7 separate regions of the Homo sapiens genome follow, and regions 1, 2, 3, 4, 5 and 6 are each linked to region 7. Evidence: chromatin loops called from intact Hi-C (ENCODE). Cell type or tissue: endothelial cell of umbilical vein. All regions are shown on one strand.

Region 1 (4,000 bases), 90 kb before region 7:
TTTTATGCAGATGGTATATCATAGACTATTAATATCAATATATAGTTTCACCATCATTTCCTAAAGAAGCACAAAACTTAGCAACAATAGTTTAGAATTCTTGTGAACATACATGTAGCTAAATTGTAAACCACAGGATACATATGTTAACAGAAATCTTATTTTATTATCAAATAAAATGCACTAACCATAATTTTTTAAAAAGGAAAAAAACAGTTTTTCTCAACTGCCCATTATTTGTAAAACTCATAAAACAAGTTATCTTCTCTTTTCTCTGTCTTGCTATGGGGAGTTGGAAAACATGATACATTAAAACCATGAAAATTTGTGCCATATATTGCTAAAATGTATTCATTTGATTGCTGAAATGGTTTGGATGTCTTGTCCCCTCCAAATCTCATGTTGAAATGTGACCTCCAATGTTGGAGGTGGGGCTTAATGGGAGGTATTTAGGTCATGAGTGTAGTAGGTCCCTCATGAATATCTTGGTGCTGTCCTCAACATAATGAGTGAGTTCTCAGTCTGAGTTCATACACAATCTGGTTGTTTAAAAGACTGGCACCTCCTTCCTCTCTCTCTTGCTCCCTCTCTCTTGCTCCTTCCCTTGCCATGTGACATGATGGCTCCTCTTCACCTTCCACCACGACTGTAAATGCCCTGATGCCCTCATCAGAAGCAGATATCAGCACTATCCTTCATGTACAGCCTGCAGAACTGTGAGCCAAATAAACCTCTTTTCTTTATAAATTACCCAGCCTCAGGTCTTTCTTTCTAGCAGTGCAAATGGACTAATATAATTGCACAGAACTATTCTTTTTATCGAACTTCCCATAAAAAAGCTTGTAATTGCTCAATTATTCTCTTATAATGATTTCACACTTCTGTAAGTATACATACCATCCATGTGCTTTAACTGTGAACTTTCTGTACTATTTCTAAAACAACCATATGCATTTGAAGCATATGTTAATTTAAAAAGATTAGCAATATGTATATTATGCATTAAACAACCAAATTCCATTACTGCTCTGTCACTGTTTCTTCATGAAGCCAAACACACAGTTGATTCAATATATTATACACATATAAACGTTTACCTATACAAGTGGCTGGTATTACCTAGGCCTTTTTTGGATTGTTTCATTAGTTTGGTATGTTAATAGAATAAAAACAGAACTTTTTTCACTTTATCACTTTAGGCAAAACATGCTCTCAGATTGTTACGGTTCACTGAATGAATTATTATATTTTTCTTTCCCTAGGACATCCATAGTGCAACAATGAAAGCAGATATTCTGAAAGAAGTCACAGCTGAAGGTAGGCTGGTTAGGAATGGGAAAGGAGTAGCTGGGAGGTTGGAGGGATAACAGAGAAAGTTCCAAAGGTTGATTATAAACTACCAAGATAACGGGCAATTATGTGTCAGATTGGGGTTTTAATATTAGCTCTGACATAATTTACCACCTTGAGGTTAGGGAAATGTTTAATCTTTGAATAATTAGAATGTATCATTACATCAAATGTAACAAATCTCAGTCCACCAACTATAGCAAGCAAAAAGTGGCATACATTTAAGACAACAAATGCCCTAGTTTGTGGAAGAAAAACCACTGGACCCAAATTCTACATGTTTATGTTAAAGTTGATATATCGTTATATCAGTCCCTTTGACAGTAATCTAGCAATCTAAGAACTAATTGAATCTTCTGTCATTAGACTCCAGATCTGTTGACACTTTGGGCCATATAATTCTTTGTTGTAGGGGACCATCCTCTGCATTGTAGACAGCTTAACAGCATATTTGGCTGACATGCACTGGATGCCAGCAGGATCCCCCTCCTTGCCCTTGTGAAAAGAAAAAGTGTCTCCAAACTTTACCAAGTATCCCCTGGGGGCAAAACTTCTCATTGTTGAAAATCACTGCATTAGACATATTGAGACAATCTTAATCTGGTCAATTGTGTTGACACAAACTGTTAGAGGAAGAATAATTATTAACATTTGTGTCTAGTCAACTGATCTGGTCACATAAATTCTGTATGTGAATTCATTTTGTTTACCACCAAAGCACAAAGACTTTTCAGATAACTTTAAATAATATTGTACAAGTATAGGGGTTCAGAGGAGCAAGTGAATAATTAAATTTACCTAGAATGTGGAGAAATTGGGTTTGGAATATTCATGACACTAGTTCTATTTCTAATGTTTAGTGACTACCATTGAATAATTTATGTCTTATTATTAGAACACCAGGAGTTATGACACATATTTTTTGTGAAGTTTGCCAACTTTGGACTTTTCAAGCATCAAAATTCAACTCTGTATATTTATAGCTAAACTAGGAACCAGGAAATTTAGATGATTTGGCCATGTCCATAAAGTCACTTCACTGCAAAACAGGAATTGTGGTCTGATATTCTGGCAAATACTTTGATCTTATTTCCATGTACAATAATATTTCTCAAAGATTAGACAGTGGTAGGGTAATGAGAAGCCATTGATGAAGTATAAATTGATCCCCAATTCAACACTTTTATTTCATTCTTTGGAGCAAGTGATATTCACTTCCTAATATTTCCTTTTTGTCTTAGGTCTGAAATGGTTACTTGCTTTTAATACTTAAAATTGGCATAAAGAACCACTAAATTAGGTATTCATTTTTAAAAAGTGTTGTGTACTACTAGAGTTTATTGAAAACTTCAATTTAGCAACCTACTAAACTGTCCTCATAAATATAATATTTGTTAATGTTGCAAACTCCTAATTATGCAAGTTTTTAAATTCTTACAATTTGGAGAAAGAGTACTTTGTTCTCAAGGCACCCTGTTTTTCCCCCTGAATTCAGCAAATGAAATGAACAAAATATTACAGAAAAGGAACATTAAGTGACCCTAACATAGGAAAAGATGTTTAAAACATTAAAGTTATGAGATATATTTTGAATCTGTCAGATTAAAAAAGATCAAAACATCTGATAACACCTTGTGTTAGTAAGGATGTGTACTCACAGGTAATCTTATACAGTGCTAGTGAAAAACTTGAATTGCTATTTCTGAAACGGGTGTGGTTTGCTTCTTCAGTGCCCCGCTGCTCAAACCTCTAGGGGAGCTTACAGACGGGCAGGCTGTGGGGCTCCAAGCCCATGGTAGTGTCTAGGGGTGAATGTTTAGGCCTCCTGAAGCCCCAGTGGGCGTGTGTTACAGGGCGCTCTCTTAGTTTGCAGTCTATAGGCGGCTTGTGTTAACCAGCTCAATTAGACTCTTTACCTTGTTGCAAGTACAGAGGGCTTTCCGTATCCTGGGATTTCTTCGCTGTGCTCTTTTGCCGGCGCTCGTCAAAAAGTCCTCTCCATGACCAGCCACTTGCATCTTCTTCCCCTATGAATTCCTCACGAAGTCCAGCCACTTGTGCGTGTGTGCCTTCTAGGGCCTGGAGTTTTTACAGGCACAGGACGGGGGAATGGCGGGCCAAGGTGTCTCGGGAAATGCAAAATTTAGGTGGAAGGCAGGAGTGCCTGTCCTCAGCTAGGTCCATGGGGGTGGAGCCCTAGCCAGGGACCACGCCCTCCTCTACCCAGCACTTCCCTTCCCCGCTTCCGTATCATTTAAAGGGACTACACTCTTCCCTTCCCAGCAATCCTGTGTTACTCTATGGAGAGTTTGGCAAAAATTTTAAACGCATATAACATTTGTCCCAGAAATTTCACTTCTAGCACTTTATCTTACAAATATATTCACATAGGAGGAAATGATATAGATACAAGAATATTCACTGAAGCATTGTAGGCAATATCAAGGATTGGAAATGTCCTAATATTCACCAATAGATAACAGGAAAATAAATTAGGATTATTTCTAACCCATTTTAAAAGAATGAGGCAGAACTTTATGTAATGACAAAGAATAATCTCCACAAAAATGTTGCTAAATACAAAGAAATTATTACAAGTCATGCTGCCATTTATTATTACTAAAGGAAATATATGGTCTGTGCTTATATG
Region 2 (4,000 bases), 690 kb before region 7:
GTCAATGCCAATGTCCCTATAATCCTGTTAAAACAAGAGGAGAAAAGAAAGGAACTCGGACTTTTCTGGGGGCTCTTGGATATTAGAGCCCACATAACAATACTTCCAGGTCCCCTTAGGGGAAAAATTAAACTGATGACCTCAGGAGAATTGGGGACAAATATGTGACTCGCAGTACTTATTTGCTTATGCTTGGGGTCCTTTGAGCCATTTCAGGTGCCAGAGACTGTGGTTCCCATAGCTGAGTACATGAGAGTTGTGAGACAAAGTAGCAAGCATCATGCATCCCTTAAATATATACACCTACTATGTGCCCACAAACATAAAAAATAAAAAGAAGCCATGTGTATAAGTCAGGGTTCTGTAGAGGGACAGAACTAATAGGCGATATGTATATATAGCCTATTTTGTATATATATATATCACCTATTATATATATAGGAGTTTATTAAAGAGTATTAAACTAATACGATCACAAGGTCCCACAATAGGCCGTCTGCAAACTGAGGAGCAAGGAAGCCAGCCCGAGTCCCAGAGCTGAAGAACTTTAAGTCCTATGTTTAAGGGCAGGAAGCATTCAGCACAGGAGAAACATGTAGGCTGGGAGGCTAAGACAGTCTAGTCTTTTCACATTCTTCTGCTTGCAATTTATCCTAGTCATGCTGGCAGCTGATTAGATTGTGTCCACCCAGATTAAGGCTGAGTCTGTCTTTTCCAGTTCACTGACTCAAATGTTAGTCTCCCTTGGCAACACCCTCACAGATACACCCAGAATCAATACTTTGCATCCTTCAATCCAATCGAGTTGACACTCAGTAGTAACCATCACACTATGCTCATTTCTGCTTTCCAGCATGATTTCACAAAGCCCCTGACTCTGTGATGATGTGCAGCTCTCAGAAAGACGCTTTAAAGACAAAACAGGATAGACCACTCCCACCCCCATGCCTCTTGCCCTAGTCACTGTATTCCTTAGAAGATAAATAATCCTAGTCCTTTCCTCTTCTACAGATAAGATAATGTCTGACAGGGTTAGTGATTATGCCTCTGTAATCTATAGCCAGATGTACTCTTACACCCAAACCTTGATCTGATTCTGCTCTAATATAACTTCTGAACAAGTTTAATACAATTTTACATGTACTAAACACTTACCATCTCTATATAAGCATTGGGCTAAAATACTGTGCCAAACAGTCTAATAAAAACCCTCCACAGGGCTGCCACCAGGCTATAGGCCTTGGTCTATAGTCCTCAATAAAACTTATAAATAAAACCCACCGTAACTCTTTAAAAGCTTTTTTTTTCTTTAGTTGACATACGCATTGACACTCTGGCTGCTTGTGGAACAGAATATCACCACATCATAGCCAAGAATTCGAGCCTAACAGTGGAACATATCCACTTCAGCCTGCCACCTAAGCTACCCAAGTCCCAAGTTTCTTCCGCAAAAGCAGTACTGCAAGCTAAGTGGAAAATAGGGTATTATTTTGCTAATTCAGGCCTTGCTACACACTACACTATCACAATGTAACAGCCTCTTCTGGCTGGTCAAAAAGGCCTTTGGGGCACAGAGACTAACAATGGACTGTCCAGGCTGAATGCCAGAGTCACTTGGGCAGGATGCCAAAAAGGTATTCCAGAGACAGTGAAATAAATATTTTTAACCCTGGAGGTACTCACTAATAAAAAGGAGGCCTAATAGCTGGCAGGCATCTTTGGGTACTAGAGACAGTATGTACCCCACCTGGGTGTTCTGTTGGTCCCCTTAGTCAGGTGACCAGCAAAGCTACTAACTTTAAGTGGAACCCTTTGCAGCAGCAGGCTTTGGAAGCCATTCAATGAGCTGTGGCCCAGGCACTGACTTTAAAAGCTTTAAAGCCTGCTACCCTGATGAAATGACATGTGTGCATAACCACTCTGCATGTGGATTGGAGTCTGTGGCAACAGAAAATTGCCAATGGGGTGTGCAAGCCTCTTGGAGTTTGGACATGTAAGTTGCCTGAGGCCGCCTGCAGATACACCTCTTTTGAATGACAACTCCTTGCTTGCCATTGGACACTAAAGGAGACTGAGCATCTTGTGACTGAACTGCCACAAAAGACACTGCAACTTGAACTGTCCATTCTCACCTGGGCACTCACAAACCTTGCCAATGAAATTGGACAGGCTCAATACAGCTCAATGATCAAATGGATAGGATACATTCAAAAGATTGGGCTTAGCAGCCAAGAGACCAGTAGGCTCCATGAGCAAGTGGCTAACTTGCCAGAAGGGACTAAACAACATGTAGGGGATGTTTTGGATCCTCCTATGGATACCTGGGGCCCAAGACTGAGACGTGCCTACTGACAGTATGACATGGCTTGTTTACTGATGGCTCTTCCAAATGGCAAGCAGGCAGGGTTCCCTGGGCTGTGGTAGCCATCTAGCCAGTGGATAGGTATCTCATGGCTGAGACTGGACATGGGCATTTTGAACAATGGGCCAAACTACATGCAGTGGTGATAGCCACATAGACTTCCTCTACCACCCTATCTTGCTACATTTTCACTGACTCATCAGCTGTTGCCAACAACCTAGACATCTCGTCAGAAGAAAGGCAACTAAGTGGATGGATTATTAAAGGACAAGTACTATTACAATAACTTGCTGTCTGGAATGGGAAAGTATATATGTCACTCATGTGGAGGATGGGACTAACATAGCTTCTCTTAAAAGGAACACATGTCATGTTTTTGATTACCCCACGGAACTTCACTCTGACCAAGGAATGGTTACTACCCAAATAACACAACAATGTGTGCATTCTCCTAAAATACAATGGACTTTCCATACACTTTGTCATCCTCAGGCCAATGGAGCTGTTGAATGGTGGTGGAGCCAACTCACAAAACAACTGAAGAAATGACATCAAGATGGCCTGCTAATGGAGTGACAACCCCTTCTGACTAGAGCAATGTGGTCACTAAACACTGCACTCTAATCCAAGGGAAACATGGTACTGCAGCTCAAGTTGACAGAGCTTGGTGGAGGTGGAGGTGGACTAAGTAGCTGCCTGGAGGTTGACAGAGATGCAGAGCTTGGTGGAGGTGGAGGTGGACTAAGTAGCTGCCTGATTAGGCTGTGCCTGCAAAATCCCAATTCCAGTGTTCCAAACTATGATTTTTGTTCTTCCCCTTTACAGTGCATGTCCTGGAGGGTGGTTTGCAGTTTAGGCCACCCTAGTACCCCAGACAAGGCTCCCTAACTTCAAGGTGATACTTCTCCTGGGTTCTTCTCCTCTATGGGATTCCACAGAGGTGGAGAACAAGACCAAGGAATACCAGGATGCTAGGGTTCCCCTGGAGGCAGGGAGCGTTTAATCCTTCCAGTATAGTGGATGTTATCAGACATGTCAAGTTAATACAGGATATAACCTCCCTTCCTAGGCTGGATGACACAGGCCCAAAGGTCTGGGTCAAGCAACAAGAATAATGAGTGATCACAAAGGTATTAGCCTTGGGACTGGGGCAGACAGATGGGTTCACTACACCAACTCAGCCCAACCCTTATGCAATAGGTAGGGGATACCTGAGATCCTGGGAGGGTAGAGGGGTGGGAAACTAACTTGTTAATCTGCTTTTTCCACGAGGACAGGGTAGTACAGGCCTAGAAATATAATATCATTTTTAGGCTCTCCCAGACTGTGGCAATGTGGATAATCTGATAAAGTGTTGGATCTTTCATATGGGCCTCATTCTGTCACAGACCACAGTTACCTGCCAGTGATAAAACCACACCAGCATTCCTTAATGCCACAGTGTACACTAACAGAACCTGAGCAGCCCTAGCTTATTGAATGAGGATCTGGTACCTGTTGCATGGGAGAGAGCAGAAGGTTCTCTGTTTTAACTTATAACTGACTGTGTGGCAAAATATCACAACTATAACTAAACAGAATCTTGGTGGGCTTGTGCTCTGATGCACTAAGCTCCTCTGATTACATGGATCAGAAATG
Region 3 (4,000 bases), 440 kb before region 7:
TAGATTCACTTTTTGAATTATGTAACTTTAAATAAGTAAAAGCATTTGAAAACAGTGCAGCTGTTTATTCAAGTTTATCTGTCCACTTTTATAACACCTTACGAGATAAATGAATAAGCACAAGGTAATGAGCAGAGCCATATGGCTTAAGTGCATTTCCTATATGAACTTCAAGGAAGTTGAAAGACACCTTAGACATTTTTATAGTCCAAATTAATCTTCAAAATTGCTCTTTGAAATATGTCAAAAACAATTTCTTTTCAGAAAAATTATTTACAATATTAAATTGAGAACAGTGGATGCAATATATCAGATTCTGAAATCTCTTTTAAGTTAACAGAAAGTGTGCAAGAAGACATCCTATAGAATATCAACTATGCATCTATAATCTAAACTAAATATTCATATTACCACTCAAGTGATTCTTTTTGGACAGCTATTGCACTGAGCCTACTGGCTTGATGGAGAGTATACATGGTGATGAAAAACATACCTCTTATATTCTTTTGAAACTAAAAACCCCCAAATTACAACTATGAGAGAAAATATTTCCAATCCCTTAACGAATATTTATGGAAAATTGATTGGGTGTTAAACAGTATTTGGTAGTTTGGGGAATGATATGATTCAAATTCATGAAATAAATATGGTAATATCTCACTTTGCAAGAAGTTTCTTCTCCAGTAACTTCATTAAGATTGTAGCTAACCAGAAAATAAAAAGTCAGCACCTTCACTGAACTTCATATACTATAGTCAACACAAATCTAAGCATTTCTATCATTAGACAAAACTACAACATGATTTATTAGACAGATCTTCAATTCATTGCAGATTGCAAACAGCTAACTAGATGGTGCTGTTTAGGAAAAGATTATTGTGTTAGATACTGTTCATTCAACATATTTATTTTATGTAGAATTTATGCATGCATAAGAAAACTTTCTGGAATGTTTTAAAACTGAATGTAAAATGCATTCAGAAGTTCTAAAACTTTCTGGAATGATGGAAGTGTTCTAAATTCTAAATTAGATGGAAGTGTTCTAAATTAGTGGTTCAAAATGGATTAAATACTTAAATGTAAGATCTGAAACTATAAAACTACTAGAAGTAAACATAGGAAAAAAACTTCGTGACACTTTTAAGGGCAATAATTATTTTGGATATGACCCAAAAAGCACAGGCAACAGAAGTGAAAATGGGCAAATGGGATTGCATAAAAATAAAAATCTTCCGTATAGCAAAGTAAACAATTGACAGAGTGGAGAGAAAATTTACAAAACGGGAGAAAATTTTACAAACATACATGTGATAAGGGGTTAATGTCCAAAATATGTAAGGAATTCAACACAATAGCACGAAAGCAAATAACCTAATTTTTAAAAGTGGGCAAATAACCTGAGTAGACATTTTTCAAAAGAAGATATTCAAATGGCCAATATAAAATGAAAATGTATGAAAAATGCTCAGCATCACTAATCATCAGGAAAATGCACATTAAAACAACAATTAGACGTCCTCACACGTGTTAGAATGGCTATTATTACAAAGACCAAAGTTAACAAATATCTCTGGGGGTGTTAAGAAAAGTCAACCCTTGTACACTGTTGGTGGGAATAAAAATTGGTACAGTCATCATGAAAAAAAGTATAAAAGTTCCTCAAAAAATTAAAAATAGAAGTAGATGTGATCCAGCAGTGTCACTACTGAGTACATATTCAAAGAAAATAATATCAGTATGTCAAAGATATATTTAGACTTCCATGTTTATTTCAGCATTCACAACAGTTAAGATATGGAATCAACCTAAGTGTCCATCGATAGATAAATGGATAAAGAAGACGTGGTAAATACAATTGTTATTGGCATACAAAAAAGATTTGTTTCAGGACCCCCTGGAATATCAAAATCTGTGGATGCTCAAGTCTCTTATATAAGAGAGTATGGTCATAGAAATGATAGATACTTGAGGTGACGGACACCCCAGTGCCCTGACTTCAACATTACACTGTCTTTGCATGTCACCAAATATCACAAGTACCCTGTATCACATGTATTAATATTATCTATCAATAAAAATGGTGTAATATTTGCATATTACCTAGGGACATTCTCCTTTAAATTATGTGTATATTATTTATAATACCTAACATAATATAAATACTATGTAAATAGTTGTTATACTTGTTTTAATTTGTATTTTGTATTATTTTATTGTTACTTTTAAATGCTTTTTCCTAATATTTTTGATCTGGGGTTGGTTCAATTGTGGACATGGAACCTGAAGATACAGAAGGTTGACTGTATACACGATGAAATGCTATTCAGCCTTTAAAGTGGGCAAAATTTGTTATTTGTGACAACCTAGAAGATGTTATGTTAAGCAAAATACCCAGGCACAGAAAAACAAATACCTCATGATCTCATTTACATGAGAAATCTGAAAAAAATTGAACTCCCAGAAACAGAGATTAGAATGGTGGTTACCAGGGGCTGGATAAGGTGTTGGTCTAAGGATACAAAGTTTTTGATAGATAAGAGGACTAAGTTCAAGAGATCTATTATATAACATGGTGACAATAGTTAACACGATTTATTGTATTCTTAAAAATCATTAGCACAGTAGAATTTAAGTGTTCTTACCAGAAAAAAATGATAAGTATGTGAGGTTATGAATATATTATTTAGCTCGATTTAGCCATTCCATGATATATGCATATGTCAGACATTTTGTACATGATAAAATGTACAATTTTTTGGCAATTAAAAATAATAATAATTAAAACCAGATGGTAGTGATAGCTACATAATTGTATAAATTTGCTAAATTTCAGCAAACTGTACAGTTATAGTGAAGGAATTTTATGTTATGCAAGCTATATGTAAATAAAATTATAAGAACGGATATTTGGGGAGTGTTGATGGATAGATAATGGTATGGTTAGATGATGATATATGCAGTAAAATGTTGATGGCAGAATCTAGATAAAGGGATAATGAATGGTCCCTATATAGTTTATCATTTTTTGTATGCTTGACAAATTTTATAGTGATTTTTTGGGAAAATAAAGCACAATTAGTAGCATTTATTAGGAATAATAACACCATTTTATGGTTTAAACCAAGTGGAAAATCTACATTAAATAAGTTACTTAAAAAAAAATCAGTGTGACTACTCTGGTTGAGTTTCTAAAATAATGTTTCCTATTAAATATCATGAAATATCAGGACATTTTTGAGAATTGTCTGAACCTGGTCTGTGGCAGGAAATGTTAAGGATGAACCTGGAAGATCTATCCCAAATGACAAGGAACCTATTGAAAACTACTACAGACATATCAAAATATCAAAGGGTTACCAAGTCTAGCCAGTTTGAAGAGGGCCCAGTGGCCACATATAGACCAATTTAAGTTTTCACGTGAATAGGAAATTATAATAGGTTGGAACTCAATAAATATGTTTAAACAAATGACTATATATATGTATATATATATAATTGTGTATATATATAATTGTATATATATAATTGTATATACATGTAGTGTGTGTGTGTATTTATATTTACCTGTCTACACACACTTACCTTTTGAAGATGATAAGAAATCAATACATTCTCTTGAAAACTCAGTAAATAAAGGAAAAATAGCAAGATTTATCTTGTGTTTCCTACATGAACTGTACCACATGGTAAGCAAATAATATTGGGGATAAACATATTCTTTCAAAAGTATTTCTTCTATAGTAAAAACACAGTGTTCAAATAAGAATATCACTGATCAAAAATAAGTCATTGAGCTTAAACATAAACTATTTCCTATTATTTTTCTGTAGCATTCTAAATGCTCAGTTCTGTCTTACTTTGCCTTATTCTCAAATTTAAGATCACTCTAACCAGAACATTAAATTTGATATAGTGCTTAAAAGGCACTACTCCATTTTCTCATATGGTTGACTCCCCTCATTTGGGAAAAAAAAGTTTATATTTATCACACGTGAAAATT
Region 4 (4,000 bases), 320 kb before region 7:
CTCCAGGCCTCTGGAGCTCTTCTCTGATGAATTATATCATACTCTGAAGGAAGAAATAATACATATGTTACATATTTTTAATTTTGAAAGTACACAAGAATTAAACACTTACCAAGTTATTATATGAGGCCAGGGACATTATATCAAAAGGAAATTACATACCGATACTACTCTTGATAAGACAAGCAAAATCATTGTCAAAAATCAACAATGTAAATCCAGAAATATATTTTAAATGCAATAATGGTTGATTCATCATTAACTAATTCACATAATGCATCACATAAGCATAATAAAAATGTGTGAGTCTACAGTAGATATAGAGAAAACATTTGTTAGACTTCATCAATCATTCATAATAAAAAAAAAATCTTAGCAAATTTGCAATAAATGATGGTTTCTTCCATCCAATAAAGGGCATTTACTAACAAAATACTTTAATCATATTTAATGGTGAAATATTAAGATGAGGAATAATACAAGCTTGACTTCTCTTACTACTTCTATTCGACATTATATTGCAAATCTTAGTCTGTGCTCTAAGGCAAGAAAAAGTCACAAAAATTAGAAAGAAAAAATTAAAGCTGTTTATTTGTGGATATTATGGATATAAACATAGTAATTGTTAAGGTATCTGCATAGATGTGAACATGAATGAGGAGCTCTGGGTACTGAAGTTAAAGTGATTTAGTTTTCACTATCCAAAAATAAGATATATTAAAACAGTTCAGAATAGACCTATGAAATTTTTAAAATATACGGCCTGAGATTCTTGTACTCTTTCCTCAGCACCCAAAAGAAGCAGCTCAATTTTCCTACAACAACTTCTGTCAATAAATGTTTTCCTCACTGAAAAGGCAATGTGTAAAAATTCATCTTAGAATTTTCTACAATTTATATTATCCATGGTTTGTAGGGTCCATTTTGCTTGATGACTTTGTTTTGCCACATGTGCTGAATAAGTGAAAAGAAACAGTTCTTAGAAGAAAGTTAACAAAAGTCTATCTTGTTAGTAATAATAGAACACTAAACTCTTACTCACACCTAAGAGTTGTTAAGTCATCATACTTGTATTTGCTTAAATGTTCAAATGACTCAACTGAAATAATATTTTCTTTCTTTTCTTCTTTCTGACTAAAATGGAGATAAGGTGTGTTCACCTTGTCAAGAATTCTCAATGATTCATATTATTCAGATAATTTTTTTCTGCTTTTTACTGAAATGACTTGGTATTTTCTTCAATTTCCAAAATGTTTTTCATAAGAATTGATATATTAATCCTCATGATCTGAAGGAGTTTAAAAAAATTAATTGCTCATATATTTGAAGAGTTGAACTTAATTACCTAATACTGTAAGCTTTTCTACATTACATTTCCCTGTTTTATCATGTTCTTCTTCAACAAGATAATTTTTATAATCCAAATTTTTTTCCCATGGTGCTCCCTTCCAATACAAACCTTTCAGCTAGCCCAATAAAATCAACATCATGTTGATCAATGCATGGATTACTAAAAACTCTCTAATTGCTCTTCCACAGCAGTGCTCTTCCCTGCTTACTCGGTGTTGCTTAGATGATTGTTAAATGTCTCTTCTTTTATTGTTAGTATTATCACTATTTAATGAATGGCTTTCTAAACTATATAGGCTCAAGAAGACATCATTGTTACATACAAGGTGATCCTGGAGTTGGACTACTTTCATTTGAATTCTATACTAGTTGCATGATCTCGGACAAGTTGCTTAGTCTCCAAATGCCTTTGTTTCCTAACTTGCAAAATGAGGATAATAACAATATCCTATTCATAAAAACATTTTGAACGCTTGTAAATGAGAAAACACAGGCAGAGCACTTAGTAGAGAACATAGAATATTCTAGGTATAAAAGAAATGTTGATTATTAGTGCTATGCTATTGCTGCAGCTAATGCTATGAAAACTTTCAGACTGTGAGCCTCTCAAGACAAGAAATTGTTTCTTACTCATCTTTGTATTCCCAGCAAAAAACAGAGTGCCTAGCATAAATAACTGTTGGCTTAGTAAGTGAATGTGTGAATAAATGTGATTACTAGGTCTATTCTCTACTAGCACTTTTGTGTATATACCTTTTTTGTATCATTTGACAATAAGGTTTCTTTACCATCATCATCATCATGATTATTATTTCCATTTTGCTTGTTTAAAGACAACAACCCATTCCTTTTTAGATTCCCATTTGCTGACTTTTAAATGGTTTATAATATGTAAAATAAAGTGGGATATCAGAAAAAGGTGAAGATATTTTAGAAACATACATTTTAAACTCCCCTCTCTTCTAACACCTACCAAAAAAGTACTCACAAAATAAAATAAGTATGATGGATGAATGGATGAGAGAAATCTTCGTGCATTACAGGCCTAGCAACTTTCCAGAGAAAATTGTCTGGGATGCCTGATGAGCCCAGGGCTTCTAAGTTAACAGTAGCATCTGGGGAAATATCCACGGAATACTTGGCTGTTGGAGGTGTCAGAGCATTGCTTTGACAGTTTTAAGAGCTGTCTGTTATATACCTACTCTGCTAGTGGATTCTGAGTTGACGATGGAACTTAAATTGCTTCATTATGTCTTGCAGGATCACACCATCCTCCCTTGTACATGAAGAAACCTGGAAGCAGAGAAGCCATCCACTCTCCCCATGTCAGTCAGCCAGTGATCCACTGCAAAGGTAAGTTCATGTTCTGCAACTGGTTTATCACTTCCTGTCAGTGAACAATTTCCCTACTTTGGAAACAATATCCGCAAAGATAAAAGTAAATATGCTTATTTACAAGGAGTTGTGGATGTAAGGGAGGACAAAAAAAGCTAGATGTTAAAATTGTTAGCTCCTATGGAGGCAGTAGAAAACATTTAGGAGTGATACTAAGGACTCTCAAGGAGAAAAACATAAGATACAAAACAATGTAAAGAAATAAGATCATAATTTCTAAATGTAATAATTCAATGGATAAACTGGAAGAAAAATCTGATACACATGTTCTAAAACTAAGCGGTAGGCTTCACAAACTTAAAAAAAATTCCCATAATGTTTAACAAAAAAATTAATGTAAATAATAAGAAAACATACTAATGCCTTCAAGGGCAGATTCAAAAGCACTAACATGCAAGTAATGTTTTTCCAGGAAGAAAAATAATAAAAGATAGATACAATAATTAATGAAATTATGAAAAGAATCTTACATTAATAGGAATGCTGGGTCTCCTAATGAAAATAAATTAAAAATTTTATTCAGGGTTAATAACTAAAACGTAAAAAGACACACATTTAGATTTTACCTAGACAGATACTGATAACAATTCTATGTCCTAAAAGTAAAAAAAAATTATCAGCTTCCATACAGAAATATAAGTTTTTGAATTAGGAAAAAAATATACTAGTGTTACACTTCTTGAGTACAAAATTAGAAACCAGAATATAGGAAAAAATCTTTATAGAAAATGAGAAAGGGAAAATAATATTTACACACACACAGAGAGAGAAAGAGAAAGGGAGAGAAGGGGAATTTTAAATATCTAATAAGACCCTACTGAATGGAAAATAGAATAATACCTGTTTTATTTTTATTTATTATTATAATAAAATGGAAATCAAATATTTTAATATATGATAAAACATGGTTTTAGTCTAGTAATAATAGGAAAATAACATTCAAGATGGAGAAACAAACTAAGCATTTATATGGACCTACTTCATAAAAAGTAGGCAATAACAAAAGTGTTCAAGTCAGAAAAACAACAGAAAGTCAGAGGAAAATTTTGGCATCTGTTATTTTCCTCCTGGGCATGTGTGTATTTGGTCACTAACTGCACTTATACAGCAGGTGTAAAATAAGGCTGTTCAAAGATATATGAGTATCTTAGTTATAAAATATAAAATTAGAACAAAATGGAGATCATAATTTAAAAATTATAAAATACAATGAATAGTATCATGTAAAGTGGACCTGAAGGACAAAACCACTGAC
Region 5 (4,000 bases), 1.1 Mb after region 7:
CTTCACCTTTCCAGTTAAGAAGTCAATACAGAGGTTATGTAGGGTTCGAATTTTCACTTATTGCTGGATTGTGGACTTCAACATGGACTTGCAGCCATATTCAGTCTTCCCGTGCCTTCCCTTCAAGTCTAGCCCTTGAGCTGCCCTCATGGAGAGTTGGGTCTACAAAGCAAGATATCACCAAGCCAGCTGAAAGTGGACGTATTAGTCCGTTTTCATGCTGCTGATAAAGGCATACCCAGGACTGGGCAATTTACAAAGGAAAGAGGTTTAATGGAAAACTCACAGTTCCTTGTGGCTGGGGAAGCCTCACAATCATGGCAGACGGCACGGAGGAGCAAGTCACATCTCACGTGGATGGCAGCAAGCAAAAAGAGAGAGCTCATGCAGGCAAACTCCCGTTTATTTAAACCATCAGATCTCGTGAGACTCATTCACTATCACGAGAACAGCACAGGAAAGACACGCCCCCATAATTCAATCACCGCCCACTGGGTTACAATTCAAGATGAGATTTAGGTGGGAACACAGAGCAAAAGCTTATCAGTGGTGTTGCAGCTGTTGAACAATCTGTTTGCCAAGGAGCTTCCTGAGAGCTTCAAAAGCAGTGGTAGTTAAGGCCTGCCTCTTGAAGATAGTCCTGATCCAGGTGTACCAACCACATAAAAAAGACAGTCCACAAAGGTCTCAGTGATTTATGCTCAGTCCCTTTCATTAATATTGCCAATCATGTAATCCATTCTTTACCCCTTGAAAAGAAGGGAGGGTAGAAGTGGGGGTAGTGTAGAAGAAATAGTGGGAGCTCTGTTCCCAGTTCTTCTGAAGGAGCTGTTCTTGTTTTGTGAGTCTAAGTGAAAACATTACGTCAAAAAGAATATAGCTTTTTCTTTGCTCTCTGCTCTGTGGAGCCAGGCAGGGTAGGAAAAGGAGATTCCAGGGAGCTAAGAATTTAAAGCCAGAGTGACTGTCAACATTCCCATAGTGAAACGCAGCTCCCCTTCACTAGTCCTAAATGGTGCCCTATAGAACCCTGGAAGACCTTCCCGGGGGCACGTCACAACCTCACTGACGCAAAATGTCCTCTTTGGGACTACCAGAAGACACCATGTAGTAACCTTTGTAGGTAGATGGCTGCTGAGTCACTATAATGAACATCTAAAATTTAACATCTTCTCCTTTTACTTTGTATTACCAATGATTTATTTTTTATTCTTTTTAAAAAGAATACAATATAACTTGGAAAAGAATTGGCTAGATACAGCTCAGTGGACTTAAAACAATGTGCTATGTTTGAACAACATCAAATTATTTTTGAAAACCTTGCCAAGTGACTTCAATAAGATGAGAACTATTAACATGAACTTTTAAAACAGCAAATTTCAAACATTTTTTAGATGTTTTCTGCACTGGATGTTGTAGAGTACTATTTAGATCCTCCCTGAAGACCAAGGCATTCTTTTCCTCAGGTGCTAAGAATCTTGCCTACTGATGACTCACAGCTGAGTCCACCTACAGGCATTTCCCTTCACTGAAAAAAGTTGTTTCCCCCAATCCTGCACAAACTATGTCCCATCCTGGAAGGCAGCCAATATCCAATGACTGATCATTGTGGAATTAACACGTCCTAACTCTCTTGCCTTAATTTGGAAAACTCTTTAAGAATCAGCTCAGCACCAGGATTTCCTGTAGGATCAATTGTTGCCATAGCATTAAAATTCAACTTCTATTTTTTGCCCATCCTCATTGCTCTTGACTGCAGTAAATCATAGTTGTAGACTAAAGAACAGGTCCAATTCTTCTTGCCTTTTCTCTTTTTTTTTTTTTTTTTTTTTTTGAGACAGAGTCTTGCTCTGTTGCCCAGGCTGGAGTGTAGTGGTGCAATCCCGGCTCACTGCAACCTCTGCCTCCCGGGTTCAAGTGATTTTTTCTCCTGCTTCAGCCTCCGGAGTAGCTGGGATTACAGGCATCTGCCACCATGCCCAGCTAATTTTTGTATTTTATTAGAGATGGGGTTTTGCCATGTTGGCCAGGCTGATCTCAAACTCCTGTTTGCCCGGGAGCTGGCATAATTTCAAGTCATCTGTGAGACATTCAAGGGGAATCTTAAGTAAATAATCTATTACTTCCTAGGACTAGGCAAGTTTGGAACAACCCTAAAACCAATAGCACTCTTCCATCTAAAGAGGAAGTTCAGGTCCTGTAACCCTTCAACACTTACTGTCAAGGCTAAGATACAGTTGGTTCTCAGTACTAGTGTAAAGGGTTTTGGAGATAAATGTTCTTGCTTCTGTGTAGACTGTCTATATTTGAGAGATTCTCTCATGTCCCTCCCTTTAGGATTGCTTGGTGCTTTTTTCCATTCTGTCTTCTCTCACGTATATGGGGCAGAAGGATGAGCAAGAGCTCTCTACAACTTGTCAGGGCAAACACTGCCACTTTTAAAAAGCCAAACAAGGATGAGAATGAGATGCAGAGAAAAGAGGACATGGAGGGAATGCCTTACGCCAATTACTCTAGGTTTTATGGTATAGTATCCGCAAGAATAATATTAAGAAGACACGGTGAGGGTAAATTACTCTTCAAGACATTGTCAAGGAAATGAAGGCAGGAGGTGAGACAAGAAACAAGGTGTAGATGTTTTAAGTATAAAGGGCTTCTGAGCTGCTTTATTCCTAAAGATTACTCAAATTAGTTATTTTGCTGAAGGGCAGGCATCAGTAAGAAAAGACAGTTGCAAGGTGAGAAATCAGGAGAGAGTAACTGATAAACAACTTCCTTAAAAAGCCTACATGGAAATAGACCAAAAGCACAGGGAAAGATATCAACTTTAAAGTGGAAGAATATTTCATCCTCTGAGACAGGCAATAAAAAGAGGGAATGTAAAGAGGTAGAAAAATTAGGGGGCTAAGAAAATTGTGTATATTGAGAAATATACACAAATTTCTCAATAAAATCAGAATTGAATTTATCTGCTGAATGTGAGATAGGCCAAGGGAATGGTGGGGACATAAGAAATGTGGAAAAGCTGAGGTGCATTTGCCCTAAAGGAGATAATAGGGGTTAACCAAGGGACCAAATAAACAATTTACTAAACAATAGCAAGGATCTAGATAAGGTTAAAGAGCTTAAATTTGTGATGTATTCACTCAACATAATTCTGCGATCAAGGGCTGACTCCTTAAAAAAAATAAATTGAGATGGTGGTTGGGTGCCTAGATTTGGAGAGTGACCAGAAAGACAGCAAAAGGTTGGGGGATGGTGGGGCAGTTGGGAAGGTAGAGTACTAATGGGTGAGAGCGAATGCACAGTTGTATTAGATGACCAATGAAACCATGCTGAGTGAGATAGAATAGGAATAGAAGGGAAACAACGGCAAGAGCCAAGGAGCTGGATGTCATACTGAAGGTTACAGCAAGAGCCACAAGTAACTGGGAGAAGCAGTAGGCTGGGAAGCTTAAATCAGATGAGGACAATTAACTGAGAGCACTTTAGACAGGTTCCATTGCCAGACTGCAAGAGCTAGTTCCACCTTACTAAGTAAGGAGATGAAGTAAATAGAATTGTTGTGAGAGTCCGTATGTGAACACATATAAAGTAGTTAGGTCAGGGTCTGATATGTACTGTTCACTCAATAAATGTTAAGCTATCATTATATTCCAGAGTTTACCATTGTAGAAGTTCCATAATCAAAACAGGTGAAGCATTACTCAAACTGATAAGGCATAACTTCCAATGATGTATCATTTTGCTAATGGAGAGGTGTCATTGAGAATAGATGGCTTCACGCCATCAGGAAGCTGAGGTTTAGTGAAGGCAAAAGCCACTGTATGCATATAGAAACAATTTACATTCTATCTTCTGGAGCTCTACCCTCAGTGACTAGGAATGACAGGAAGAGGATATGTTGATATTTATAAATGGAGGCATATTTAGGTGGGAAAAAATTGTTTTTGCTTTTCAGATTGTTTTTGCATTTGGGTGCCTCAAAATCACAGTATTA
Region 6 (4,000 bases), 210 kb before region 7:
TCTTTATAATTTTAAATACAGCCAGAAGAAAGAGTCATGCTCTCAGGTCTTGCTAACAGGCCACTGTATAAGCCTTCTTGGAAGTACATTGTACTTCCAGAGCTGCAGAGCTACTAAGCCTGTGAAGTACTCAAGGACTTTTTTTTTCTCCCTGAACTGTGCTTATGAATGAGGAAAGTGTGGCTCACATGCCGTACTTGTCTTCATCCTCCCAAGAGAGAAGCTAAGGTCTTAAATAACAATTAAAAACATAGAACTTACTCATTTCTTCAGGAAAATGAGAAACCACAGACTGTACTCTGACTTATCAAAGAATCTTTTTGAAGACTAAAAGTCTCTGAGCGGGAAGAGGATAAAAGGAAGCTGTAGCATTATTCAGACTTCTCTTTTGTTCAAGTTTTATGTAACAACTAGAAGCACCCAACAAATTTTAGATCCAGCTTGTGTATAGTATAATTTTAGCTGAAAATCATATTTTGAGCTATTTGTAAGGTTAAAAATTTCCAATTTGTTTTGATAATTGAAAGACATAGTTATTAAAACTTATCAAGAATTATGCCGAGACACATGAAAATTTACTACGCCAGCAATGGTTAAGCTGGTTTTCATGAAAAACAAGATATTATAATATTAATATGAGTTTTTACTGTGTATTACAACTTTGCATATATTATCTCTCTTGAAGTTCACAACTTCTACTTTTTGAAGTAGGAGTCATTGTAGGGAAAGTGAGGCTTAAAGAGGCTGAACTAAGTTGCCCAAGGACACCGGGGCTAATCAGTGGTTGAGGAAGAATCCAGACCTAAGTGGTTTTGCTCCAGCATTGTTCCCCACTAAACTCCACTGCCTTCCTTCCCATTAGGAGCTCTTATACGAATGGGAACGTTCCTAATTCTCTTAATTTGTATTTCTTGACACTGTTGCTTTGTGCCTTCTCCCATCAAGTAATATTGGTGTCCATCTGCTTGAGATAACAGAATAGAGTCTAGGAATCGGTCACCATAAAAGGTTATGGAAACAAGTCCCAGAGCCAATGCAAGGAGCTCTTTCTGGAGGAGGCTGAGTGTGGAGATGAGGGGTCGTTCCTCAGGACCTGACCAACACACCAGAGGGCGCATCTGTAAGGCTTCAATCTGGTATAAGCTGATATAAATATTAGGATGATGCTTCTGATGCTGCACCAGAGGTACATTTAACTTGAAGACAGGCATCATTGGGAAGGATAGTACAGAATTCTCCCTGCAGTCTCCAGCCTAATGCATGGGCCTTAGCACAGAATAAAATACTAACTGCTTAATAGAACAACGTTAATCCCGAACAAACTATTTTCTCTCGTTCCCCTACCCAAATAGACAATAACAACAACAAAAAAATACAATTTAATAATAAGAATGACTCCCTGCTATTCTATGCTCCTGTTGCAGAATACTTTGACATAGTCTTGTCAGACTATGAGTCTGACAAACTGAAAATGTGAAAGTAGATAAAAATTTCTAGAGAGAGAATAGTAAGTACTATTTTGTATTTCTATATATATTTTACCTGTATCATTATAGTTGATGTTCCAATATGACACTAAATAGAGAAATTATAGAAGGGTGGGGAGAAATTATTGATTCTTGCCACAAAGTAATATTTATTGAGCAGCAATATTCATACGCCTGCTACTATAATTTGTATTATAGAAAATAAGAAAGCAGTTTCCACAGATACACTAGGTATTGACTTAAAATAATTAAAGTCTCACATATAATATGACATACCAAGGGGAATATTCCTATTGTTTCCATACTCTACATTTTCGCAATTTGGAAATTGCTCAGTCTAAATTTAGGATAAGCCAAATAACCTGAGGAACATATTATCATTTCTTTTATTTCTCCATAAACTTTTCATTTTCTTCCCTCAGTAAGTGAATACAAGGCTGACATTTAAAGCAATGACTCCCCTTTCCCTAGGTTATGCACTAGTGTTTATAAATCCCTGAAGGAATTAGATTCACGGGCAGATTCGTTAAATTACATACATAATACATTTAGATTCCCTCTGCTCTGTGGCTTGTCTTTGTATGATTACCTCTGCTACTACCTCCACATGATGAATCTTTTCATTATGTTACATAGATTTATCGTGAAGTGAACGAACTTGACATCCTGATGACTCTATACTCTTCTTTCTCAAGGTTCTACTTTGAACCTTAATAAATCTGTAATTGAAGCAGCTCCATTTAAAAACTATTCCTTTAAGTCCAAAATATAATCATATTGAGTAGCTCTTATTACCCAGAAAGACACCCTAAGAGTAACACTAAACACTTTAAAGTAATATTAATAAATGTGTCTGTGTAGTCACAAACTCAGTTTCCCGGACTGGTCAGAAATGCAGATTGAACAGGCGCAGCCTGCACCGCCATGACAGAGGGGCCAGCAAGGATCTGACGGCTTCATTAGTAAATTCTATACTTGCTGTCACTTACCTGAAATTAAACCAGTGGGACTCCTTTTTCATTTTTCTTTTTATTGTATTGAGTTTATATGTTCATCCTCATAAAAAAATTTAAAATCAGGGTGTATGTGCATCACCTGATACGTATAATCACAAAAATTAAAAAGAAAAAAGCATGTGCTTGATTTGGGAGCCATAAAGTGAAAATGAAAAGAAGGACCATAGGGAAATGGACACTTAAACTGAGTAAAAAGGGGGTGTCTCCAAGGGGCTCAAGTGCATTGGGGGCCAAATGCAAACTTCAGCTAATTCAGAGGTACACTCATGGCTAACTGAGTTGCACCAAAATGAAGTAAATTCTGAACAACAACGTCCTATCACAGTACTGATAATTCATCTCCATACTCTGATGCCCCAACTTCCTATAACTTAATATTCTTTCAAAATTTTACTCATTCATTCAACAAATATTTATTAAGAAGAGAAATACTTATTAAGAATATGTCTAACATATTATGATCCAGTGTTCTAAGTGCTAGGGTTATAGCTATGAATTTGATGGGCAAAAGTCACTCAGGGGACTTACATTCTAGCTTTAAAATTTATCCTCTAAATTTAATTTCACTACACTATTTCCTATTAGGTAGATCTATCATAGATCTCTCTAAAAGCCACGGGGCACTTTTGCTTACAGATTACAAGTCGGGTATTTTCTCAAATAATGAAATAAATTAAATCTTTTTTATTATCTACAAAAGTGTCTTTGCTCTGAATGAGCAAGTAAATTAATTTATCTGTGCCAGGACATCTGCTTCTCTTGTTAAGAAAGTACAGTACCTACTCTCTGCATGATGCCACTCCCCAAAATAGACATTTAATGACTTTAAGAATATTATTCTCATTTTGGACCCTACAAAGTTAAACAAAAATATTAGAGTTATTCTTCTCATGTTTCTTCCTAATACCCCACATTTTACCCAAAGCAGATTATTTGTAATTCATTGAAATAGTCAGAATTAGGGCTTAGCTGCCATGTGTGGACATAATGAGAGATGGGGAAAAGCCTCCAGAACAGACCTACAAACTAGAATGAGATAAGAACTCTGGTTCCATTCACGGCAGTATAGATGAAATGCTAGCCAGGCAGGTGTTCCTATTCAGGGTAGTCCGAGGTATAGAGGTCAAGTTCAAGTTCAGATTGTCCACTTACTAGACATACATCTGCCCTTCTGCAATTTACTTAATATCTCTAAGTCTTAGTTTCCTCACTTGTAAAACAAACATTGTAATTATGTTGATGCCAGAAATTGTTATGACTATCAGAGGAAACATTCTCCTGTTCTTATATTGGCAATTGTGGACAATCACTCTATCTCCAAGAGAGGACACTGCTAAACGTCACTGCCTCCTCTCTAGCATTTTTTTTCCCTTGCTTACTGAAATGTAAAGAAGAGGAATGACATTCTAATTAGACCTAAGCAAAGCCCGATATATGCAATCACATTAACCCTGAGTGGTGTCACAGCATGAAACAAAAGAAGAGGGCCTGGGCTTA
Region 7 (4,000 bases):
TACATTATCTTACTTAATTCTTAACTTCAAACATCAAGGTGTGCATTATTACATCACAGAGGAACTTGCTCATGATAGCAAAACCTAGATTTAAAGTTGGGTCTGTCTGACTTCAAAGATTTTCTCTTGCGTTTTATACCCATCAATATGTTGGAGGGTTTTAGACCAGTAGCTACTTCCCAACTTCCCATTGTGTGATTACCCCAACATGCAGCATTGTATGGGAAAGCCTAGAGGGGCAGGGCAGAAGAGTGAACATCAAGAACCTTAAGGCTAGGCAAGACTGGGATGGAAAGATGAAGAGTGGTGAAACTGTTTCTCCAGAAAATCAGATCAGCCCCTCTCCTGAGCCAATTGCGATTATAAATGAGCAAATGGACTGATGAACCACAGGGGGATCTGCATGTCAACAGACTCTGTCACAAACTGAATTAAGCAAATGGGCTTAGAAGAGACATGCAAGAGTGTTTACAATAGTACTGTGGGCACAGCTCTCAGGCCAAGGAACCTAACCTTTGTGGACTGCTCTATCACTACTGTCCCATCACCACATATGGTCACCATACTTGTAAGCAGGAGATATCCTGAAATCTGGTTCTCCCTACATAGGATGACCAGCCAGAGGCCGATGGGTGGAATGTTCCCACAGAGTCAGAGAGGATGTGAGTCATGCCTTCTTACATCATTTAAGCAAGGCTTGTGTAGATTTTTAAAGCATTTACCATAAATGGATCCCCTCATCACCATCTGTTCACTTTTGGTACAGGAAATATTATAAGACCATTCTTGTCATATGGATTTTCATTTAGTAGTTTTGAAAAGGATTTCTCTGATCTTTTGAGATATATACAAATAAGTAAAAAGAAGTGGACATTTTCTTTTACAAATTATACTCGGAATAGTGTTAAGTTACTCTCTTTGACAGATGGCTCAATTCCAGGGACTAGCTCTCCCTCAGGGAGCACTGAAAATCCTAGTATAATCCTAAGATATGAGTGTTGACTTTAAAATTCTGATTTAACTGACAGATGTATGAAATGGCACATAGAAAACTCCCCATTGGGGATAATGAAAATGCTAGAGTAACAGTTACGTTATAGGAGAATGGCAATGATATAATCTCACTCGTTTTCTCGTTTTATGTGATCCATTTTCTGATGCTGAAATTTATTTTTGTGAAACATAAGATTGTACTCACATTTCTATATGCCTGTTTTTAAAATGTCAAAATTACACAGACTTCAGGGTCTGTCTTTTGGGAAAAACTGACATATAAATAAACCTTACTTCTGTGCAAAAAAAACAAACAAAAAAAAAAAAAAACAGACATTTCTTTCAATCATAAATGGCAAGTGTTCTACCTTTGAACTATGGATATATCAACCTTAAATCAAAACAATTTTTGAAAAGAAAAACACAGTGATGAGAAAAATCATAATGGTTAAACATGTTTATGTAAATAATTAGCTCCTTTTATTTTGAAATAGGTACATTGTCTCCTAACTTCTGATTCGCTCAGTGCCACATTAATAAAAGGTCACAATGTTTTAAAATGCTAAGATTTTAGCATTATATCAGGACTAGAGATGAATTTAAAAAACTGAGTTTGCATATATGAAGAAAAACTTTAGGTTTGATTTGGAGACTCTCTGCCTGAATTTACAGCTCTGAAAAATCTGCTATTTCTAATCAGCGATAAACCTCCTCTCCCTTGACTCATGGAACTTTGTTTTCACTGAGTCTAGAGGCGTTAGTATCAGTTGCAAAATGTCCTGGAAGAGGGATTTAGAGATCCTGAATGGTCTGCGCCTGCTTCTGCTAAACATCTCAGAGACACTCTGCCCCCTGGTGGATTGTTCCAGGGTGGGTTTCGATTAACAGTGCAGACTTCCCTTCTCCCACCCTTTCTCTACCTCGAGTAGATGCCCCAGTTGAAAGCCTTTATCCCCACCAATTACACATTCCTTTGGTTCAACAATTCCCTTTTAGATAATGTGAAAACCCTTAATTACTTAATCAGCCCTTCACAGTTAAAACAAGAACCATAAACATCATTATTGGTTATCATGATTTGATACAGGTAAGAAAAAAGTAGAGAAGTGAAAAATGAGGTGCTGCAAATTAAAAATGTGGATGTGGCCAGGGACTTTGGATTCTAGAAAGACAGCCAGAAATCTCTAGACAAGGAAGAGGAAGAGGGTTTAAAAGTGAATAAAAGGACGCTATAAGAAATAATTAAACATTTGGCAATTTCTTCTTGGCCGATAGAGCCACCGCAAACCATCCTTCATGTTCCCTTTTGTTCTTTGGGGTGTATGTCACCTGCATAGGGGATTAGTTGTAAAAGGCTGTAAAGCTCAGTCGCTTCTAGTTTTTGCCAAGTTTTTCCCATTCAGGCTAGTTTGATCTTCTCCAGTCCAACTTCTCCCAAGTACCCCTGTTCTGTGCTACAGGCACTCTGCATCCACAAAGGAGACAATGGGAAATAATGGCTAAGAGGAAGTCCTGTCTGCTGAGAGCCAAAAAAGTGTCAGGCATCTCAATAAGTGCTTTACATGTATAGGTTCTAGGCCTTCACATCAACTTGTAAGTAGACAGTATTTGAGAAAAAGAACCACATATTTCTAACATACTTTATTTGCAATTCAAACCTAGGACTGACTACAAAAGCTACCTTTCTGCCTACTTCACTGGTCTTAAGATAGGTCAGTCTACTCCTCTTAAGTCTTCTTCTAACCCAGTTCCTCCTGTATTTTAAGCACCATACAGTCCTTGGAATCTCACTACCTAGCCTAGAGACTAAAGGTCCCCTCTAAAAACTAATCTGGAAAACTCTTGTGATAGTGGATCTAACCCTCTCTCTTTGCAGAATAGGAAAGCACAACCCATTTCTTTCCTTTCAAATTCTTCCTTCAGATATAAACTAAATCCCCCAAGTCATGGCAGCACATATCAGGCAGCCACAGTATCATTTACTATTAGTCATTCTCTCATGAAGGGTCAAACTCCTAAACACAACCCCAGAATCCAAGGAACCAATCTTTCCATAATAATAGAACTACTACCCGACGCTTTTTAGAACACAAAAGGACTTTTATTTATTTTCCTAAATTTCATTTCCAATGATACATTTCCTGAAAGATGGAATACCAAAGGCAATTTTCAGTCACAGCAACTCCATCAAATACACATAATCTGATATTTTACTGCTTCAGTGAATTATAATCTTCTCAGGGTTTCCTGGTTAAAGAAGACAAAACTAAGATAATAGAGAGGAAAAGTTAAGAATATTGTTCTTTAGAAAATTTGTTGAACTCAATAAACATTCATTCATGGGTGTAGTGTCCATTTTTAAAAGGAAACTCTAAAATTCCTAGAAACACAAGACAATACTGGTAATATTGAGTGAGTATACATTCATATATTTCTGTGAAAATTTGTGCAATTAAACAATATGGAAAATGTTGTTTATTACCACAGCCAATGAAAATATATTTCCATTGCTATGTAAGTTAAACATTTCCATCTCCCGCTTCATGTTCTGCAAAAAAGCCATGTGCCTAGTTTATGAAATAAACTATGCTATAGGCAACAGTAACTGAAAAGGAGCTTAACAGTCTTAACTACATACCCCTGGGATGAATACTACACTTTGCATAATCATGTGCAATGCTGAATGATGATTCTATATCTCTTATAACTATAAGGGTTTGCAAGCTTCTATTTCATACAATATGCCCCAAATCCAGGCAATACAGCCAAATAGTCAAGCAATAATTTAGGTGGTTAATCTACAAAATGGCAAACAACCCATTCGACTAAACTGATTGTGTTTTGTTAATGTGAGGACACCATCATTGCAGGTACCCTATAAAGAAATCATTTGAAAGTGGCTATTTGTTTCAATTAATGTTTCCCCCTAAGGCTCTTAGAAGTTGACTTAATTGCCTCTTAGGACCAAAGAAAATACAACTGTATAAACAGAAGACCACAGTATTAA

What was found. A loop is a pair of places that touch in the nucleus more often than their neighbours do. Peaks named below come from ENCODE experiments on the same cell type or tissue, not always from the same donor. Only the 100,000 strongest peaks of a DNase experiment are listed, where the experiment ranks them.
Region 1: it touches region 7 in a loop (2.5-fold over the local background); 3 of 110 quality-filtered maps call a loop at or near these places.
Region 2: it touches region 7 in a loop (4-fold over the local background); 2 of 110 quality-filtered maps call a loop at or near these places.
Region 3: a loop joins it to region 7, with 4 times the contacts of the local background. A loop is called at or near these places in 7 of 110 quality-filtered maps.
Region 4: it touches region 7 in a loop (5-fold over the local background); 3 of 110 quality-filtered maps call a loop at or near these places.
Region 5: it touches region 7 in a loop (7-fold over the local background); 3 of 110 quality-filtered maps call a loop at or near these places.
Region 6: a loop joins it to region 7, with 7 times the contacts of the local background. A loop is called at or near these places in 5 of 110 quality-filtered maps.

The regions. Positions count from the first base shown.
Region 1 is chr6:77,365,620-77,369,619 of GRCh38, forward strand. No RefSeq gene overlaps it. Among named protein-coding and RNA genes, the nearest start is that of HTR1B, 96 kb to the right of the region's middle. In endothelial cell of umbilical vein, no CTCF peak of the experiment used is centred here; no DNase peak of the experiment used is centred here; H3K4me3 peaks cover 2,267 bases.
Region 2 is chr6:76,769,687-76,773,686 of GRCh38, forward strand. No RefSeq gene overlaps it. Among named protein-coding and RNA genes, the nearest start is that of LINC02540, 180 kb to the left of the region's middle. In endothelial cell of umbilical vein, no CTCF peak of the experiment used is centred here; a DNase peak (open chromatin) is centred at 1,595.
Region 3 is chr6:77,020,589-77,024,588 of GRCh38, forward strand. All of the region lies in intron 2 of LOC105377862 (a long non-coding RNA gene), which reads left to right. Among named protein-coding and RNA genes, the nearest start is that of LINC02540, 430 kb to the left of the region's middle. In endothelial cell of umbilical vein, no CTCF peak of the experiment used is centred here; no DNase peak of the experiment used is centred here.
Region 4 is chr6:77,135,190-77,139,189 of GRCh38, forward strand. The region is part of intron 8 of LOC101928570 (a long non-coding RNA gene); the gene reads right to left. Among named protein-coding and RNA genes, the nearest start is that of HTR1B, 330 kb to the right of the region's middle. In endothelial cell of umbilical vein, no CTCF peak of the experiment used is centred here; no DNase peak of the experiment used is centred here; H3K27ac peaks cover 357 bases.
Region 5 is chr6:78,597,600-78,601,599 of GRCh38, forward strand. No RefSeq gene overlaps it. Among named protein-coding and RNA genes, the nearest start is that of MIR10524, 60 kb to the left of the region's middle. In endothelial cell of umbilical vein, no CTCF peak of the experiment used is centred here; DNase peaks (open chromatin) are centred at 692 and 1,582; H3K27ac peaks cover 3,420 bases.
Region 6 is chr6:77,245,031-77,249,030 of GRCh38, forward strand. All of the region lies in intron 4 of LOC101928570 (a long non-coding RNA gene), which reads right to left. Among named protein-coding and RNA genes, the nearest start is that of HTR1B, 220 kb to the right of the region's middle. In endothelial cell of umbilical vein, no CTCF peak of the experiment used is centred here; no DNase peak of the experiment used is centred here.
Region 7 is chr6:77,456,093-77,460,092 of GRCh38, forward strand. All of the region lies in intron 5 of LOC105377864, which reads left to right. Among named protein-coding and RNA genes, the nearest start is that of HTR1B, 5.4 kb to the right of the region's middle. In endothelial cell of umbilical vein, a CTCF peak has its summit at 1,850 (motif pointing left); DNase peaks (open chromatin) are centred at 639, 1,779, 2,579 and 3,829; H3K4me3 peaks cover 907 bases; H3K27ac peaks cover 4,000 bases.